4 separate regions of the Homo sapiens genome follow, and all the other regions are linked to region 2. The links are chromatin loops, found by intact Hi-C in ENCODE. Cell type or tissue: HCT116. All regions are shown on one strand. Region 1 holds the start of LOC107984579 (a long non-coding RNA gene). Region 2 holds the start of LOC105370169 (a long non-coding RNA gene). Region 3 has its middle 13 kb from the start of LHFPL6. Region 4 overlaps COG6 (component of oligomeric golgi complex 6).

What was found. A loop is a pair of places that touch in the nucleus more often than their neighbours do. Peaks named below come from ENCODE experiments on the same cell type or tissue, not always from the same donor. Only the 100,000 strongest peaks of a DNase experiment are listed, where the experiment ranks them.
Region 1: a loop joins it to region 2, with 9 times the contacts of the local background. A loop is called at or near these places in 46 of 110 quality-filtered maps.
Region 3: it touches region 2 in a loop (11-fold over the local background); 84 of 110 quality-filtered maps call a loop at or near these places.
Region 4: it touches region 2 in a loop (19-fold over the local background); 41 of 110 quality-filtered maps call a loop at or near these places.

Annotation. Positions count from the first base shown.
Region 1 is chr13:39,260,133-39,265,132 of GRCh38, forward strand. LOC107984579 (a long non-coding RNA gene) reads right to left here and starts at 1,031. Exons shown (of 3, transcript XR_001749843.1): 1 at 6-1,031. RefSeq lists a silencer at 3,066-3,115. In HCT116, a CTCF peak has its summit at 3,018 (motif pointing left); a DNase peak (open chromatin) is centred at 3,009; H3K27me3 peaks cover 227 bases.
Region 2 is chr13:39,048,359-39,053,358 of GRCh38, forward strand. NHLRC3 (NHL repeat containing 3) reads left to right here. Exons shown (of 7, transcript NM_001012754.4): 7 at 1-1,751. It overlaps LOC105370169 (a long non-coding RNA gene), which reads left to right and starts at 4,714. Exons shown (of 5, transcript NR_187783.1): 1 at 4,714-4,970. In HCT116, a CTCF peak has its summit at 2,941; a DNase peak (open chromatin) is centred at 2,953.
Region 3 is chr13:39,613,372-39,618,371 of GRCh38, forward strand. No RefSeq gene overlaps it. Among named protein-coding and RNA genes, the nearest start is that of LHFPL6, 13 kb to the left of the region's middle. In HCT116, a CTCF peak has its summit at 2,914 (motif pointing left); a DNase peak (open chromatin) is centred at 2,860.
Region 4 is chr13:39,673,692-39,678,691 of GRCh38, forward strand. COG6 (component of oligomeric golgi complex 6) reads left to right here. Exons shown (of 19, transcript NM_020751.3): 5 at 3,777-3,888. Among named protein-coding and RNA genes, the nearest start is that of MIR4305, 12 kb to the left of the region's middle. In HCT116, a CTCF peak has its summit at 2,783 (motif pointing left); a DNase peak (open chromatin) is centred at 2,820.

The DNA of each region.
Region 1 (5,000 bases), 210 kb after region 2:
CTCACATTTGGCTCAGAATAAATCTCTTCAAATATTATCAGAGTTTGACTCTTTTCATCGACAATCCTTAGCTTCAAGATGTCAATTCTTGGTATTTGATTGAAATTCCTAATTAAGGAAAGACACATTCATTTCAGGACTTAATTCTTAGCTGAATGCCACCTTCCAGCAGACATTAAAGAGAAAGCTCTTAAAACTCTATAATACTGAGAAAAGTACTAGCAGAGATGAAGTGGTTACCTCAGATTCTGAAAATATTTTCTATTTAAGATACATTTTAAACTTCTTAGAAAATATGAATCACCAGATTTCTACATATTGCTATTGTTTATCAAGGCATCTGGAGAGGACTTTGTTAAAATCTTCTGCTTCCCTTAGTATTGTTAATATTAATTGAAACTTTTTGCAATAAAGTGCCAGTCATGAATATGTATTAGATGAATGTATACATGTCAATGGAACTCTGTTAGAAATGCACTTTTTTTCATTCATTGCCTGCTTTGGATGTTGTATAAAACAGTTTTCTGGGCTGATTATATGCAACATATACTGAGTTGATGAAATTGATTGGTATTTGCTCTTTTTCACAAGGAACTTATTTCAGCTAGCTAGTGAGGGTAAAACTATATGTATCTTTGCAAAACCATCCACATTTACCCTTTGAAACAGATTGTCTCAAGGATTCTGACTCCATCTAAGAATATATCCATATATTTGGAGCTATGCACCTTGGAATGTGTGACTTTCTGTCCACGCTTTGCTGGGAGAGCCTGATCTGAAGGGAATGTCTTAATGCAAGTGCAGGCTCAGTGATGTGCACTTGGGAGAAGGGAGGGGTCAGTAGAAACTTCTTGACAATGACAAGATGTTGAAATTTAAAAAAAGGATTTAAAACCACCGAAGTGTCTGGCCTCCTCTCTTAGTGAAAGTTGATTACCACAGATGATAATATTTAGTTATATTTTAGTTAAAATACTATTTAATTATTAATAAAATAGTAAGAAATGTGATTAAAATATGCTGGGCTGATAATATATTATTGGTTTCTGTTTCATTAATAATAATTTATAAAAATGGATGAATACATCATCTCAAATGAAGATATCAATTCCTGACACAAGAGGTTTCTTTATTCACCTTTGGCTGCTTCAAGGTTTAATAATAGAAAGCTAAAGAAACCAAGAGGACAGAAGACTTTTATCACCTTCTAAATTTAGGGCTTTGAATGATAAGGACTTTATGTGTCACAACACTAAACAATTTCACCTACAGAGTGCTACAGTGAAATTACCACTTATTTGGGGTCCCCGAGATAGCACATTTCATTTTTACCTTGTTTTATTTTACCTATTTCCTGGGAGCAGGCTTAGTCCTACAAGGGAAATACAAAAGCTCCCTTCACACTATGATATGAGAACTGTAAATAGCCCTGCCTGGGAAAACTGATCTTATCCAGAAAGTTTACTGGGCAGACATCTGTACTGTTACATTAACTATGACTACATAGAAAAGCTCCAGTCTAAAATGTGTAAATACCATCTGACCAAGGCCTTTGGGCCCTCCTCTCTCACTAACACCCTAGGAGACGTTATCCTCCACAGTTAAGATGCTGATTTCCTGATGATGGGATGGGAATGGAAAGAAACATGAAGGCCAATCCGAGGAAGCAGCCCGCAGATGAAGAGAAATCTATTTCCATTAATATTTGCTAGGGCCAGGCTTGCAGGGAAGAAACTGGGTTTTAGTAGTTTCTCTGCTGATCCGTACTCATTATCAGCTGTAACAGACAAAAGATGAAGATGGGAAAAAGAGAAAAAGAAATTTAAAAGATGCAAAGGCAAACCATCAATACTCAACTTTCAAGATACTACAAACCAGAAATTGTGTGAGGAGCTTCTAAGAGCTGCAGTTTCCTCTCTGATTCTGGAGAGAAGAACAGTTCAGGAGAGATCAGAGTATTTTCTCATTTAAAAATGATGTAGCAGTTGCTAACTCTAAAATATTGCTGGGAAGATAATGATGCTCATTTGCCTCAGAACCAGACAAAGTGAGATTGGACTCCAACAGGAGGACCCCACGGATCCTATACTGCTTTAGGTAATATCACAATTCCTATATTCCCTTAAATTTTATTTTATACTTTAAACACAAATGCCATTGAACATCATGTCTATTCAGAGCTCACTATTTTTCTGACTCCTCATCAAGCAGCAGAGTTAATGGATTTTGCAAATCAACTGCATCATATGGCAAAAAGATTCCTGAAGTTAGAACCAGAACTAGGCTTGGTTGATTGGTATTGATTATCTTTGTAACCTTTTGTAATTCATATAAACTCATTGAGTCACACATAATATGGTGAATATCCTTATCCACATTAAGGATTTTTTTTCATGAACATTAAGTTGGACCTGGTATTGAGCAGAATACTTAATAAGTTAAATACATTATGTTATAAAAGTTGGGTCCTCCCTAACTACAATTTAGCCTATAATCAAAGGCGGAACATCAGTCACTGACTCTGTCCTAGAGTGTGGGAAAACACTGGGAACATTATCAATCCATCCAAGTGTCCGAGAATAACAGAAACCCCCGCTTTCAAAAAACTCTTTAGAATGAAAAACGTCACATAGAATCACATCGGCATCTTTGAGGGGAGATTTTTCCTGCATATCCTCTTCTGAACAAATTAAGTAATAAAAAGTAAGGCAGATGGGAAATCAAAACTTCATCTTTATAACTAGAAGTGAAATTGGGAGATCATAGTTTAGTGGGAGAGCCTGGTATAGCTGCTGGCTGAACCCACTAATTAGAAACACTTACCCACCCAATCAAAAGAGCACTGAGGCAGATCTTTTGCCCTTTCACCCTTCATGGGCAGAGCGTGTCCCAGGAGGAGCAGAGCAGAATGCATGTTTCCTGTAAATGGCTTGCTTTCAAGAGAAGGGTAAAACTGGGCTATGTATGCTCAATGTAGTTATCCATAATTAACCAATAGAACAAATCACCACACCACTGCCACCTTGGGGTGAAATGAGTAAATGGCAGACAGAGACCAGGAGTGAGCATATTTTGTCCCACAATCTAGGACAGAGTCAGAGTCATTTAACTGTGTTCCCAGCATAGGAAGGAAACATCAAAAGTAGATTAGGAAACATCCCTCGTAACAATTCTCTTTTTGATCTCTTGACCCCTTGGGCTTAACTCTCAATCCCCCATGGGAAAGGGACCAACAATCCTTCAGGATATTTTTGTTCCCATCTTGAGGCCATTTCCTCAATAAAACCATTGTTCCTTCAACTGACTAGAGTTCATATTTATTTACAGTGTGTTTAGATAAAATTTATATACACTACAAACCACTTTTGTGTTTGTATTCTAAATTTTTTTCTGCAACTAAAACTGTTGCTTTTTAAAGAATATCAACAAATAACATTTCTCTTTTCTGCCCCAATTCTGAGTAAATTGAGAAATAAAACAAATAGTAAGGCAGATGGAAGATCAACACAGAGGTAGCTTAGTGATCGAGTCAAATGGGCTTGCCAGATGAACTCCAGAAGTGGGCACAGTTCCTTGCCCAGCCAGTGCCAATCCTGCAGGGAGAAATCCTGTCCTGGAAGAAATGGAGCAGAATGCCTGCTCCCTGATGGCATTTTATTTCCAAGGGGAAGAGGAGCTGAATTGGGCAATGTCTGCAAAGTCAGTCTCCCCAGGTCGATCAATTAGTACATCTTCTAATCCTACCTTTCATCTTGCCTTGGGGTGAGCAAAGGGGCAGGGATAGTCTAGAAATTATATCAGCTTCCTTCACAGAAAGAAAACAGCAAATACTAGGGAAAAAAGTGCCCCCACCACACTATTTTAATACTGTGTTTATTTAGAAATTTTATATATTTCATTTTTTCTCAAATTCCAGTGGTAATTCATGCTACTTGCAACAAGTAAAACAATATAATACAACACTATATACGGGCAAAGGTCATCACTGCTGTTCCCATGTGCCATTACAGCTCTTCCTAAGATGATCAAACTTGTCAACCTTTCGATGTATGTATCCTTCTAATCATTCTGATTTTTCCTTTTCTAAAATATTTTCTTCATTTTGTTAATAATGCTTCTGCTATCCATGGGTAGCAAACGTATGTTCCTTGATATTCTTGCAAGAAATAACAGTTATTTCCCAGTTTCTGTTGGTCAGAAACTCAGGCACAGTTTAACTGGGTCTCCAACTTCATGAATTGTCACAGGCTACAACCATGCTGTTGGCCTGGGCTACTCCATCTCAAGGCTCAAGTGAGGAAGGACCTACTTTCTTTTTTTTTCTTCTTTTGAGACGGAGTCTCGCTCTGTCACCCAGGCTGGAATGCAGTGGTGCGATCTCGGCTCACTGCAAGCTCCGTCTCCCAGGCTCACGCCATTCTCCTGCCTCAGCCTCCCGAGTAGCTGGGACTACAGGCACCCGCCACCACGCCCGGCTAATTTTTTTGTGTTTTTAGAGACAGGGTTTCACCGTGTTAGCAAGGATGGTCTGGATCTCCTGACCTTGTGATCCGCCGGCCTCGGCCTTCCAAAGTGCTGGGATTACAGGCCTGAGCCACTGCGCCCAGCCAGGAAGGACCTACTTTCAAGCTCACTCAAGTTGTTGCTGGAAAGAAACAGATCTCTGTAGGTTGTTTGTTCCTCCCTGGCTGTTGCCTAGAGCAGCACTCTCTGACCTTTTTAGCACCAGGGACTGGTTTCATGGAAGACGATTTTTCCATGGACCGGGATTGTGGGGCATGGTTTTGGGATGATTTAAGCATGTTACATTAATTGTGCACTTTATTTCTACTATTATTACATTGTAATACATAATGAAATGATTATACAACTCACCATAATGTGGAATCAGTAGGAGCCCTGAGCTTGTTTTCCTGCAATGAGATGGTCCCATCTGGGGGTGATGAGACACAATGACAGATCATCAGGCATTAGATTCTCATAAGGAGCAAACAACCTAG
Region 2 (5,000 bases):
TTGAGTACCCACAGAGTGCTGTGTCTTGACGACTTAAAAATGAAAAAGCAGGATTGCCTTTTGAGTAGCTTGCAGTCTAGTGGGGAGACAAGCAGGCAAACAGTCACAACACAGCAAAAGCGACCTTGGAGCATAGTGGGACTTTTGGAGTAGGAGTGCTGCATTTGACTGAGGGAATCATGGATACTTCGCAGGAGAAGTGAATTTGAGCTCAGACTTGAAAACTGAGGAGGAGCTTACCAAGGGACAAGGAGGAGAAAACAATAATTTCCAAGTAAAGAAGGTATAAAAAGTTAGAAGTGTACTGTAAACTTTGATAGGCTTTTAGGCCTTTTTTAAAGCCCAACTTGGCTTCTGTCCATTACCTATAAGATATTTAATGTCAGTCAGCCTTTAAATGTAGGAATAAAATGGCTGGCATCTAAGCACTTTAGTAAAAGAGGTTTTTACAAATAACTAAGGATTGTAGAGCTTCCTTCTCTTTTTTTTTCTTTTTCTTTCTTTTGTTTTACATGAACTCAACTTATTCCTAACATTTGTCTACCTCAAAGAAATTTCAAGATTATTTAGATAACATGGATATGTGCCAAATCCTTTGAGCTGTTAAGATGATAATTTCCTGCTTTCCTCCTACATCTTCTCCTCCCACTCCCTCCTTTGGTGTGAATATTGGCTTCCCAATTAAGACCTTTTTTTTTTTTTTTCCAGTTTGTTTTAGCTTATTATAGGTTTTGGAGGAACTTTGCCATTTTGTAATCTTTCAAATCATTCTTCACCCTTCCTCACATCAGCTTCCTGCTTTTCCCAGTGTTTTACTGTAAATTGTGTAGCATATGACAAATCTTGAGCTGACTTTCCTCTTCACCTGTTATGGCTGGAGTATTTTCCAGACCTGAAGGGACTCACACTTGTTTTGATACTTGGATCACATCTCCGTGAGGTTAGGAAGGTAAATCTACCAACAGGAAGCCCTGTACTCTGTATTCCAAGGCCATTGGTAAATGTGTTGGTGCCACTGATCGGACTGTATGACCTTAAACAAGTCACCTTAGTTTTCAGTGAAATGGGAATATCATTGTCTCCTCTTTCATGAATGCTGTGAGAATCAGATGTGCAACAGGTACAGACTTGCCCTTTGAAATCTATACCTCTGGATACATTAGAGGCATTTTATTAACAAAGGCCCTTCTAAATGTGCTATTTATTTGACAATAACTATCAGATTTGCCTTAATTTTGTGTTTATAGCATTTATCAAAACGTATCCTCATAGACTTTATGCAGATTAATATGGTCAATTGATTTGGATAAAAGAAAGTAATTTCAGGGTTTGTTTTTAAGCCAGGACAAGAAGTGCAAATGCCTCTTTGAAGCAATTTAGGCTAAACTGATTTTGAAATTTCAAAATGTTTTATTTTACTTTGTTTTATTAAGCCAGGACAAGAAGTGCAAATGCCTCTTTGAAGCAATTCAGGCTAGGTAAACCGATTTTGCCATTTCAAAACGTTTTATTTTACTTTGTTTTATATCAGAGTCTTATAAAACCTGCTGCAAATATTTCTGAATGTCTTTGTAAAAGTGTTTGTTAGTGTACCTGTGATTATAGTACTTCACTTTTTTCCTTTGGATTAATTGGTTAAATGAATGAGAAATGTGTTATGTTTTTTACTAAAAAGTATAAATTAAAATTTTGGAAAGAAAAGGCAATATTATCTGGCTCCCCAATTAAAGTTTGATTTTATTGTCACAAAAGCAGTCTATAACTTTTTATTCCTTTAAAGAATTTCAGCAATTATGAAATCACAAGTTGATGCTGAAAGAATATCCCACTTTTCACACATATAGCGTGTAAGCTGATGTGCATAAATATGACTAGAAGTTGCTTAGAACATTTAAAGAATGTAGCTTGTTTTGAGGTGGTGGGAGGGTACAACTGACAGTAATAACTAGCTAATTGTCTACATTTCTGCATTAAAAGTGGAACATCTTTATACTTCTACTTTTTAGGTCTATTCTTGGAGTGGGGAGGGGAGAAAGTGTTCTAAATTAGAAAACCAAAGGCTATAGATTTAGCTCTATCTTTCCCTACCTGTACCATCAGATTGGGTCTTTCAAGTGGAATATTTATCGATCAGAGAAAACTTGGATGAAATCTGATGGTGAACAGAGATTTACCACGAATTTTTTTTTTTTTTTTTTTTTTTGAGACAGAGTCTCGCTTGGTCGCCCAGGCTGGAGCGCAGGAGTCTCGCTCGCTCGGTCGACCAGGCTGGAGTGCAGTGGCGCCATCTCGGCTCACTGCAAGCCCCGCCTCCCGGGTTCATGCCATTCTCCTGCCTCAGCCTCCCGAGTAGCTGGGACTACAGGCGCCCGTCACCACACCCGGCTAATTTTTTTTTTTTTGTATTTTTAGCGGAAATGGGGTTTCACCGTGTTAGCCAGGATGGTCTTGATCTCCTGACCTCGTGATACGCCCGCCTCCGCCTCCCAAAGTGCTAGGACTTTGTTCTTAGGTCACTTAACAGATTAAAAGACTGCTTCAAGCAATGTAGTGTAAGGCTACGGCAATAAAGTCCTATTTTGTTTTGCCTTTGCTGTTTTTAAGCACTTTTGCATTTGAAAACAGGACAGATTGGATAGTCAGCATTAAAATGGAAACTCAAATTTTTGCTTTTTAGGCTTACCAAAATAAATGAGAGTTTTTAAAAGTCCTAAATTTATTACTTTAATTTGTTGTATTCTCTGCTATATATTTTCAGCAACAATAAAAAATCAAAATAATCATCTTTATTGATTCAGTAAAAAGTTTTGAGACAACAAACATATAAAAGCACTCAGTCAAGTGTCCTCTGCTCTAATAGTTCCCTACCTGGTTGGGAAAACAAGCTACTTAAACCTTGTCTTTTAGTAGTTTTAGGAGATACCATTTTTGGCACTTGTGTTATGTTACATTCTTGATACACAAGAGGTCAGTAGCGTTCTGCTTATAAGCATTTCTTGAAATCAAACATGGGCTAAACTTCATACTTTGGTTGTTTTTTTTTTTAATTGAAGCTACAGTGTTCACCATACTTTCATTGTTTTTCTTTTTTCTGCCACTTGCTTACATCTTAAGGAAATTGCTTTATGGGTGAAACATTTTCCAAGCATTGTTGGAAATTTTTTACTGGTTAATTGGACTTGTCCACAATTAAAAAAAAAGTTTAAACCTTTTCAGTAATTCAGACTAACAGCCAGAAGTGAATTAACTTATTTTAAATGAAGGTGAAACTATAATCTGAATGTGTGAGTTTAGTACAATAGAGAATGAATTTGTATTAGTGGGGAATCATTCTTTTTTCTCCCTAGTAGTTGTTTTTTGTTGTCGTTGTTGCTGTTGTATAAAAAAAAAAAACAATTTCACCTTGTGGTTGCTACTTTACAAATAAGAAAAATAAGTTTTTTATAAAGACTCTTAGGTCATTTCTTCATCAGCTACTCTGGAATCCATGAGTTTATAAATTAATCCTCTAAACGCTAAATGACATGTAGATGCTCCTTTGGTGTATAAGAATTGAATAGAATTTGAGCAATGAAAAATAACACTACTTAAAACTTATTTTTTCCATTGTAAACAATGAAGTAATATGACTTAATTCTGCTTCTATGTAATTCATAAATAAAAAACTCACTGTAACATTAAAACAAGCATGTCCTACATGAGTTACATTTAAATAAATTAATTTTAATTTAAATTAATTTAATAGATTAATTTGCGTGAGTCACAACAAATTGATATTATAAACTTGCTTCTCAATTTTCAGCCGCTTTATCAAAGGAAGAAAATTTTAGTTGCATGGTGCAGATTCTCAGATTTGTTCCTAGTGAGAATTAGTTACTGTAATATGTGTTAGAAATTTTTTTTTACAATACGACATTTATATACAAATTGTCACAATCACCAGTTAAATGTTTTTATAACATTTTTCTTCACAGTGTGTATAAAGAAGTATTTAAATATTTTGATGCTTCCTGTATTGAACTGAAATACTTATTTTTACTTAACTAAAGGGATGAAGGAACTAACTATATGTACGTTTGTTTTTAATCAACATTAATTGAGGTAAATGTATTCAGTTTTGTGTGGAGCGTATGGGGGTTACGTTTGTGCAGTCTGTGTGCATATGTGTAAATATAAATGTGCATCTAAAGGGCATTATGCCCAACTAGGTCAGAAGAACTGGATCAAGACAGTTGAAACAACATGGCTAAACGTTAAGTCCTCATCGGAGGACACCTGGTTTGGCAACAAATTATTTGAAAAAGTTTTGGAAAGTTTGTTGGCCAAAAATATTACAAGCCTTGTTAAGAAAAATGTTGCAATCTTAGACAACATTGAAGTGTAGATTTAATGGCAGTTTAATCGACAAGATAGTCTATATATCTAGTAAATAGCTCCGTGGTGTTGTTTCCTTTGGCTACTACATTTTAAGGGGGCATCCTATAAACTGTTTAACCCAAAAGCAGTGTGATGGTTAATATTGAGTGTCAGCTTGGTTGGATTGAAGGATGCAAAGTATTGTTCCTGGGTGTGTCTGTGAGAGGGTTGCCGAAGGAGATTAACATTTGAATCAATGGACTGTGAGAGGCAGCCCCACCCTCAATCTGAGTGGGCACCATCTAATCAGCTGCCAGCGTGGCTAGAATAAAAGCAAGCAGAGGAACGTGGAAGGATGAGACTGGCTGAGTCTTCTGGTCTTCATCTTTCTCCCATGCTGGATGCTTCCTGCCCTTGAACATTGGACTGCAAGTTCTTTAGCTTTTGGACGTTTGGACTTACACCAGTGGTTTGCCAGGGGCTCTCAGACCTTCTGCCACAGACTGAAGGCTGCACTTTCAGCTTCCCTACTTTTGAGGTTTTGGAACTCGGACTGGCTTTCTTGCTCCGCAGCTTGCAGGTGGCCTGTTATGGGACTTTACCTTGTGGATCATGTGAGTCAGTACTCCTTAAACTCCCTTTCA
Region 3 (5,000 bases), 570 kb after region 2:
TCTGAATACCGTCACATTGGGAGTTAGGTCTCAATGTTTGAATGTTGTGAGGGTTATAAACATTCAGCCTATAGCAATGATTTACATAAAGTTTGTGGAATGAGACTGATAAAGTAATTACCAATAGCCAGTCAGGTTGGTATCAGAAAATTTCTTGCTGTAGTATGTTAGCTACGTGAGATAAACTTTTTGAAGATTAAACAAACCACAGCAGGGATATAGGTGAATGAATGCACCATTGTGCCACTGATTAACTTTTCTCCCATTTCTTATTCATATACTACTTAGATAAAATAATACTCTTTAATTTTTTTAAAGCCATAATAATAATTCCATTACACTAATCAGTACTAATCAGTGCTGGAGAACGATGAACAATCTGATGTCAGGCATCCAAATGTACTAAATTCATCCAAACCATCAGTTTTAAATCATTTATTTCCCTACCCAGGTTCTTCATAATTTCTATTCTGCCATCTTAGAAGTTATTTAGTTAAAAACAGTTCAATACATTCAAATCTACAGTAAATGTCTGACAATCTCTTTTAAGATGAATTATAGGGGACAATTGGTTTGCCAGGAGCATGCTAAGGTCAAGACCCTAAACATAACATAGTACAATGAACATAATTCCAATTGCTTTTTTCTGTTTAATATTAAAAAGAAAAGATTTTTTTGTCTACGTGCTTTTTTCAGATTTTCTTCAAGTGTTGACATGTAATAAACTTAAGTAGAAGCATCAGAAATAGCATAATGATTTGCTGCTACCAAGACAGGATTGATCTGAATTTGATTTAGCCATAGAAATACCTCCTGTGAGAGGAAGGCCAGGTGTAGTTTAGAGGAGGCAGATTTGGGCATTGCCACTCCCTGGTTTTCTTATCTCAGGTAAGTTACTTAGTGATATGGTTTGGCTGTGTCCCCACCCAAATCTCATCTTGATTTGTAACTCCCACAATTCCCATGCGTTGTAGGAAGAATCTGGTGGGAGGTGATTGAATTATGGGGGTGGGTCTTTCCTGTGCTGTTCTTGTGATAGTGAATGAGTCTCATGAGACCTGGTGCTTTAAAAACAAGAATTTACCTGCACAAGCTCTCTCTTTGCCTGCTGCCATTCATGTAAGACATGACTTGTTCCTCCTTGTCTCCCGCCATGTTTGTGAGGCTTCCCCAGCCACATGGAACTATAAGTCCAATTAAACCTCTTTCTTTGTAAATTGCCCAGTCTCAGGTATGTCTTTATCAGCAGTGTGAAAAGGGACTAATACACTTAGCCTGTGTCTAAAACTCAATATGCTCATGGGCAAGGTAGAGATAATAATCTCTGCCCATAGAGTTATTCTAAAGACTAAATAAGATAATATATGTAAAATACTTAAAGCCATGCCTGACATGTAGCAACTGCTCAATAAATGGTGGCTATTATTGTATCAATAATAAGTTTTCTCTTTTATTATTCTAGGATCAGTTAGCAAGAAATAATCCAACACAGTCAAACTTACAATAAATGTCTGACTTACCCTTTTAAGATAAATTGTTATATGAAACTAATATGAACCTTCTTTTAAAAACATGATTATTCAACATGCAATCTATTATGTTTTCCACAGTTTATTTTCAAAGAAAAGACAAATTCTGACCAAGTTTTTCATAGAAATAAAAACATCAAACAGTACCCTAATTTTGATGTATTGATCAGCTTACTATCTTGAACAAAATGGTGGCCAATAAAGACTTCTCAATGGACATGATGTCTGATACTTTGATACATTTTAATGAAAATCAAACAATGGAGAAGTGATAGAAATATATGTTTACTCTGAGCTCAAGAAATCTGAGAGAGGGCTGGTCACGGTGGCTCACACCTGTAATCCCAGCACTTTGGGAGGCCGAGGTGTATGGATCACCTGAGGTCAGGAGTTCAGGACCAGCCTGGCCAACATGGTGAAACCCCATCTCTACTAAAAATACAAACAAAATTAGCCTGGCGTGATGGCAGGCACCTGTAATCCCAGCTACTTGGGAGGCTGAGGCAGGAGAATCACCTGAACCTGGGAGGTGGAGGTTGCAGTGAGCCGAGATCGCGTGATTGCACTCCAGCCTGGGCGACAAGAGCAAGACTCTGTCTCAAAAATAAAAAATAAAACATAAAAAAGAATTCTGAGAGAAAAGCCTCCAAAAGTGAGATTTTTCTTGCTCTAATCAAGTCCAACTCTAACTTTGTTTTCTTTCTGCCTCCCTATTTCTGAGCCTATCTTGACAATCCAGTTTAGCAGCCACCTTAGCAGAGACAAAGAAAATACTGGACTCAACAATTTGAGGCCCAGATGGTCCTACTAAGTAACTTTAAGATGTGAAAGCACTTTGGGTTCCATAGAGTACTTTGGGTTCATTAGTACAATCTTGAAATCCTTCTTAAATAACATTAACTCATACATGCAATCAATAGCCCTAACTGATTTATATCAATTCTAACTAACAATTATTTTTGAAAATGAGTTTTGTGGATAGAATACAAAACATACTGTCTCAAAAGTATCCGTGACCTTCTAATTCTTCATATTGTTGTCCATATTTATCATTGCAAGAATAGAGATACATCTGAGTATCAAATGTTTAAGAAAGTCTACTGACAAAACAATAAATTAAATGGAATACTTACCCATGTTTCCACTAAAATAGTCTATATCAGACTTTAGAATTGATATAGAAACCCCCACACAGTGTTTACTTTGATCAGTTTGCAGAAACTGAATAAATATTATGTTTCTTATTTAAATTTTAAAATATCTTCCAGGGAAGAATTTAAATGATAGGTATAGAATGTTGCTTCTTCAGTCTACAGCAAGAGCTTAGTATTTAGGCAAAGACCCCGTGAGGGAGAAGCTACACGGCCGTTACTCAATAGCGACATCTGCTGTTATCACAGGAGTATGCTTTCCCATATTAGGAAGCTCTGCTCTTTGGCAATGGGGTAGCTGGAATGACAGTCAACTCTCAGGCATAAAGAGGCTTATTCTCTAATTTGTGGGTTTTCTCGGTCTTTAGTGACTCTTCATTCCCCCACCTGCACTCTGCCTATTGTCTGAAAGGTTAATCTTAGCTTTCTTACCAGAAGTTAAGTAAGCAGAGAATAAAAACTGAACCTCATATCAATCAATATTGTTCCTGTTATTCGATGGTTTAAAATATACTGTTTCCTGGCCGGGCATGGTGGCTCATGCCCGTAATCCCAGCACTTTGAGAGGCCAAGGTGGGTGGATCACCTGAGGTCAGGAGTTCGAGACCTGACTGACTAACATGATGAAACCCCGTCTCTACTAAAAATACAAAAATTAGCGGGGTGTGGTGGTGGGCACCTGTAATCCCAGCTACTCAGGAAGCTGAGGCAGGAGAATTGCTTGAACCCAGGAGGCGGAGTTTGCAGTGAGCCAAGATCGTGCCATTGCACTCCAGCCTGGGCCACAAGAGTGAAACTCTATCTCAAAAAAAAAAAAAAAAAAAAAATACTGTTTCCTTACAGAAGAATTCCAAATAATATAGGTATATATTTCCCCATCTCCCACTCCACCAAAGAGGTGGAATTTATCCCCCTAACCCTTGAAGATAGACTCCACTGAATGACTCACTTACAAAGACTAGAGTATGGAAAGGGAAAAATAGTAACTTTTCGGTGGAGAAGGCTGGCAGATGCTACCTTAACCCAGTGACTCAGGTGAGCATTGCCAATAATGTCATATGGACACCAACTACACCTGATATTATATGAAAAAAGGGCACTTCAGCATCATGGTTTTCCTTCCAAAATCCCATGACTCCAACAGACCAACCCGGATTGGGGGCTGTCCTACAAAATACCTGACCAGAACTCCTCAAAACTGTCAAAATCATGAAAATCAAGGAATGACTTAGAAACTGTTGCAGAGCAGAGGAGACTACAGAGACCTGAGGATTAAATGCAGCATAGTATTCTGCATGGGATCCTGGAGCTGAAAAAGGACATTAGGAGAAAAACTGGGATATCAGTTTGGTGAAAGTATAGGATTTAGTTAATAGTCCTGTATCAATGTTGGTTTTTTTCATTTGGACATATTTACCATTGTATAACAATGATAACATTAGGGGAAACTAAAACTGAGTGAGGGGTGTATGGGAACTCTTCGTATTATCTTTGCAAATTTTCCGTAAATTTCCAAGTATTCCAAGATACAATTTAAAAAATATATGTATATTAAGAACTTGCTCTATGTCTTTCTCTGTGCTGGACATTCTTGTGGATAACACTTCACTTCTTTTTTTTTTTTTTTTTTTTAATAGAGATTGGGCATCCCTATGTTGCCCAGGTCTCAAACTTCTGGCCTCAAGAGATTCTCCCTCCTCAGCCTCCCAAAGTGCTGGATTATAGGCATGAGCCAATATGCCCACCTACACCTCACATTGATGGACATGGCACAGATTAGAATGTGTTTTCAGATATTTTTTTCTCATGTAAACTTCCACAACAGCCATGTGAGGCAGGCCAGATGGGATTATTTCCATCTAGAGATGAAAAAACAAACTCAGAGAAGTTTTATCCGGCTAAAAGTCATACAAGGAGTTAAATGCAAAGCCAGAACTCACCCACAGGACTTGGCATCATCTTCAAAATGTTTTCTACTCCTCACAACAAGTTTCTTATCTTTAAATTCTAATAAAGAAGAGAGAGGAGGAAGATGGAGGATCGGAGACAGGGCTAACGTGCAGCTCCCATTTGGAAAGACAGAACATGTGGAGACTCACGCCATGGACTTTTGCTCCAGGAACCACCACAGAAAAGTACCAGGAAAACCAAAACAATTCACAGATCCTTTGAAAGAAGTAGCAGGCCACTGCAAATTCCATGAGACAGGTGAAAAGCTGTGAGTTCCCAAAGTGTGAGAGGAGGGGCAAACCTGCCTCCAAACACACATCCCCACTGGGGAACCTGAAAATCCAGATTGTGGGAGAAGGATTTAACCTTA
Region 4 (5,000 bases), 630 kb after region 2:
AATATAAATCTATTGTATAAAATTTAAGGAAAACTAAAATCATATATAACTCTACCACTCAGATAGAACCACAATTAATATTTTGGTATATTTCCTTCCAGAGTGAGTATGTGTGTGTATTGTTAATATTTTACTTTTTTCCCTTAATATTTTATGTTCATTTTCCTATGATTTTTTATATCAAGAGGATCATTTTTGGAAGTGTCCTGAAATATAATGCCTAAATTTTTCTCAAAAAAGATTATCACAATTTCTACTTCCATTCTGTCTATTTTATTAAACCCTTATCAGCATTAGATATCATCTTTAAAAACTTTGCCAATGTAGATGAAAAATATTATCACACCATTTTATTTTTTATTTTTATTTTTAATTTTTTTTAAATTATACTTTAAGTTCTAGGGTACATGTGTACAACGTGCAGGTTTGTTACATATGTATACACGTGCCATGTTGGTGTGCTGCACCCATTAACTCGTCATTTACATTAGGTATATCTCCAAATGCTATCCCTCCCCCCTCCCCCTACCCCACGACAGGCCCCGGTATCACACCATTTAATTTACATATCATCGAATAGTGATGAATCGACATGTTTCTCATTTTGTTTTGCCATTTATATTTCTTTACTTTTTTTGTTTTGGTTTATATCTTATGTCCATTTAAAAAATTATTTCGAAATTATTTGGTGTAGGTGAACCTAGAGGTAGAATTAAGATACGACAGAGATAAGTTTTCAAGAAAAAGAAAAGTACCACAGGATTCATAAATCATGTTCTGGGCTGATTTGAAGGAATCATGAAAATTAAGTAGTCCGTTTATTTTAAATACTTAGGCAGTATACGACTGGACATACTGAAAATTGATGTACATGTGTTTATATACAGTAATTCCCAACCTTGTCTATGGTTTTGCTTTGTGTGGTTTCCATTACTTATGGTCAACTGCAGTCTGAAAGTAATAAATGGAGAATTTCAGAAATAAGCAATTTGTAAGCTTTAAATTATGTACCATTTTGAGTAGCATGATGAAATCTCAAGTGGTTGGCTCCCACTTTGGTGGGACATCAGTCATCCCTTTTTCTAATGTGTGATGCTATATACACCACCACTCAGTAGTCACTTAGTAGCCGTCTCAGTTATCAGATTGAAAAACAGTACGTGTAGGATTTGGTACCGTCAGCAGTTTCAGGCATCCACTGGAGGGTCTTGGACTATATCCCCCGAGGATAAGGGGGGACCATTGTAATTACTTCTTAAAAATAAGTGGGGATTCCTATACATACTTTCTCGCAACTTTTTATACCTATAAAATGCCTTATGGATCATTTTGTTAGTACATATAGATCTACCTCAGTTTGATCTATTATGTATTTTTCCATAGTGTATATTTCACATATTATTATTTATTTATATAATATACAGTGATTGCACAAACATAATCTTAAATACGCTAGAAGTTATAATTTATATGTTATGTTAATATTTATCTCCTATACTTTTTACTTAGACATTGAAAGCCCTCTAAAAGTTCCATATGTTGATGTAAAGTAAGGACAAGGTCTGTGTCATAAGTGCCTTTTATCACACTCGTCTCTGGCATAGGCCTTATACATTGTGAGTCTCCAATAATGTTATTTGAATGAGTGAATATTCCCAAACCAAATCACTGGACCATCTAACAATAACTTCCTGTCAGAATGGTTGTGAAAATTTACCTGGAAAGAATACATGTGGTAAAACTAGAGTAATATGATAATAAAAAATATATTAGAATTTATTGTCACTACTTTTAAAGTTACCATCTTGATATATTAAACTCTTGTTTTAGTACTGTGCCCATTATAAAAATATTTTTGCACCATCTCTTTTGTAGCTATATATAGAGCCTGTGTTTCTGTCTTTATCTCATGATTGATTTTTAGATCCACATTATTTGGAATGAATTGTAATGATTAAGGGGTATGATCAAGGTGGGTAGCATTTGTTTTGGTTACAACAAAATGAAACTATAAACTAAAGAGACAAATTTTCCTTTGTGCCTAATAAATTGATTCTAAAGATAGATCCAAAAAAGCTCCCAAAAACATTTTATTTCACATGGTTAATTTGCATAGTCTCAAGGAATTTGATGAAATTTTATAATTACTTTAAATTCTTAATGATAATGACTGGAACTTTTAAAAATATAAAACAAAACCTGTTAAGGTAACTCTTTAAGCTTTTAAAAATTCATTTTTAATTTATAATTGACATATAATGATTATATATATTTATGGGGTACAATGTAATGTTTCAAGGTAATTACCATATCTATCACTTTAAACATTTATCATTTCTTTGTGGTGACAATATTCAAACTCTTCGCTATCTTGAAATACCACTGCATTGTTATTTGCTGTAGTCACCCTAGTTTGTAATAGAACAGTAGAACTTACTCTTCCTAACTGTAACTTTGTACTCGTTGACCAATCTCTTCCTGTCCCCTTCTCCCCACTATCTTCCCCAACCTCTGATAACCATGATCTCTCACCATACATAAAAATAAACTCTAAATGGATTAAAGAGTAAACTATACGACCCCAAGTTGTATAACTACCAGAAAAAAAATAGGAGAATTGTTTCATGAAATTGGACTGGGCAAGAATTTTTTGAATAAGACCTCAAAAGCACAGGCAACAAAGCAAAAATAAGATAAATATTAAGATAACTTTTAGATATCAATAATAAGATGATTAAGAACATGACATTTAAATCTGTGTATATTCAATTAGGTGATTTATCATTTGAAATAAACAGATCTTTGCTGCCACCTGGAGGATTTTTGCTTGTAAATTTCTTTATTCAGTAGGAGCATTAGCATTCAACTTTGAATTTAAAACCTCCATCCCAAAGGTGCAAATAAAACAGAGGTGGCAGATGCATTGTACCATCTATACAAATAGTGTTTATGTTTATCTTTGTTCATTCTTATTTGAATTTTGTTTAATTGTGGAATATTACTATTCTCTGAATATTGCTAGTGAAATACTTTTATAACTTTATTTATATATTTTCAGTTCTGAGATACAGAAACCAGGAATGTTGAGTTTCTGTTCAAGTAGTTTGTGTTCCTAACTTGCCTGTGGGTATTGATTCTTCTCAGTCCCATAGGTCCTTGAGTGTGCCTTTTTCCGTCAGCTAGTTTAGATAGGTTGCACTCATATAATTTAAAAGGTTGTTTTTATTACTATATTTTGTAGAAAAAGTGGGGAAGACCAAAGTGGATAAGTGACTAGCAATTTATGGAGAATTAATAAAGGAGTTCTTCTATAACATAAAATAAACTAATAAATTTGATTTTTGATATGTACGTCATGTGAAAACTTAAAAGGCTTAGGAATTGTTTTAGTGACTGAAAAGAAATTGGTTGAAAACAGGAACATATTTCTCTCTTATAAAAGCATCTAGCAAACTGCAAGGTGAACTATTTAAGTACTTGTAAGTGGCTGCAAATTTGTAATGCAGGGACCATGCATGGACTTATTTGTTCTTTTGCGTAATGATCAACTCCATTTATTGTGTGCAAGTATCTGAAATAGAACAATATTAGCTAATTTTATCACCTACATGTCTGATAAAATTCTAATATTTGAGGCAGAAACAAGACTTTTGAAAATATTGAGAACTTTTCATACCTTTGTTTTAAAAATTTATTATGTCTGAGATAGAATTTGTTTTAAAGCTATGCAACTGTGTAAGATGCTTGATTTTTATTGCTTGTTTTGAAAATTACAGCCAAAAATTAGAGATAAGAGCTCAAGTTGCAGATGCCTTCTTATCCAAGTTCCAACTGACTTCTGATGAAATGAGTCTTCTCCGAGGTACAAGAGAAGGACCCATTACTGAGGTATCCTGGCTTTCTGTTATAATCATTTAAAGTTTAGTAGTTACAGATATTAGAGAGAAATTGCTTTTTTGAAGCTTTATTTTCCCATTAAAAAAAGTTTCATCTGAGAATATTTTTATGTTTGGAAATTTAAGATGTGTATTTTAATTATATTTTTCAAAGTAATACATGTACTTTTTAAAAAGAGTCAAAGTTATAAAAAGAAAATCTATGTCACCTATTTTACTCTTCCTCACCTCTAGGTCTTTTGTCAACCATTTTCAATGTTATTAATTGCTTCTTTTGTAAATTCTATATTCTAGATCTATAGTTAAAAAGAATATGCTTTGATTATCTATGTTAACTATTTTCTATTGATTCTCTATTGTGAAATGTGAGGATTTAGCCTTCTACCCACTCTGTCTCCTCCCCCAACACAGATAGTACACACATATGTTCTCTTTATCTCCTTCATACATCATAGTACAGTTAGACCACATTTTCTATTTTCTTTTCCTTTTTTTTTGAGACAGGGTCTCGCTCTGTCAACCTGGCTGGAGTGCAGTAGCACGAACACAGCTCACTGCAGCCTCAACCTCCCAGGCTCAAGTGATCCTCTCATCTCAGCCTCCCAGGTAGCTAGGGTATCCAGGCATGCACCACCACTCCTGGCTGATTTTTTAATTTTAATTTTTAGTAGAGATAGGATCTCACTGTGTTGCCCAGGCTGGTCTTAAACTCCTGAGCTCAAGCGATGTGCCTACCTCGGCCTCCCAAAGTGCTGGGACTATAGGTCTGAGCCATAGTACCTACCCACACATTTTTCATTTTCATTACAGTGACATTACAGTGATTGCATGTTCTTTCTTTTATAACTTTGTGTCTTTCCTTGGGTTAGAAATCACTTGTTTTTTCATCTAATTAATTTTTTAAGCTATTCCATTTTTTCCAAACTGGCTGACAGAATTATATAACCTCTCAAAATGTTAAATAACAAGAAAAAGTTTCGTTTCTTTTTTTTTCCTTGAAGACATTCAATTTTTCCAGAAAGGAATCTTTTGGTCTTCTCGCTGGGAAGAACTGTAAACTTAAGCCTATCGTCATCATTGTGGGATCAGAGGGCAAGAAGGGTT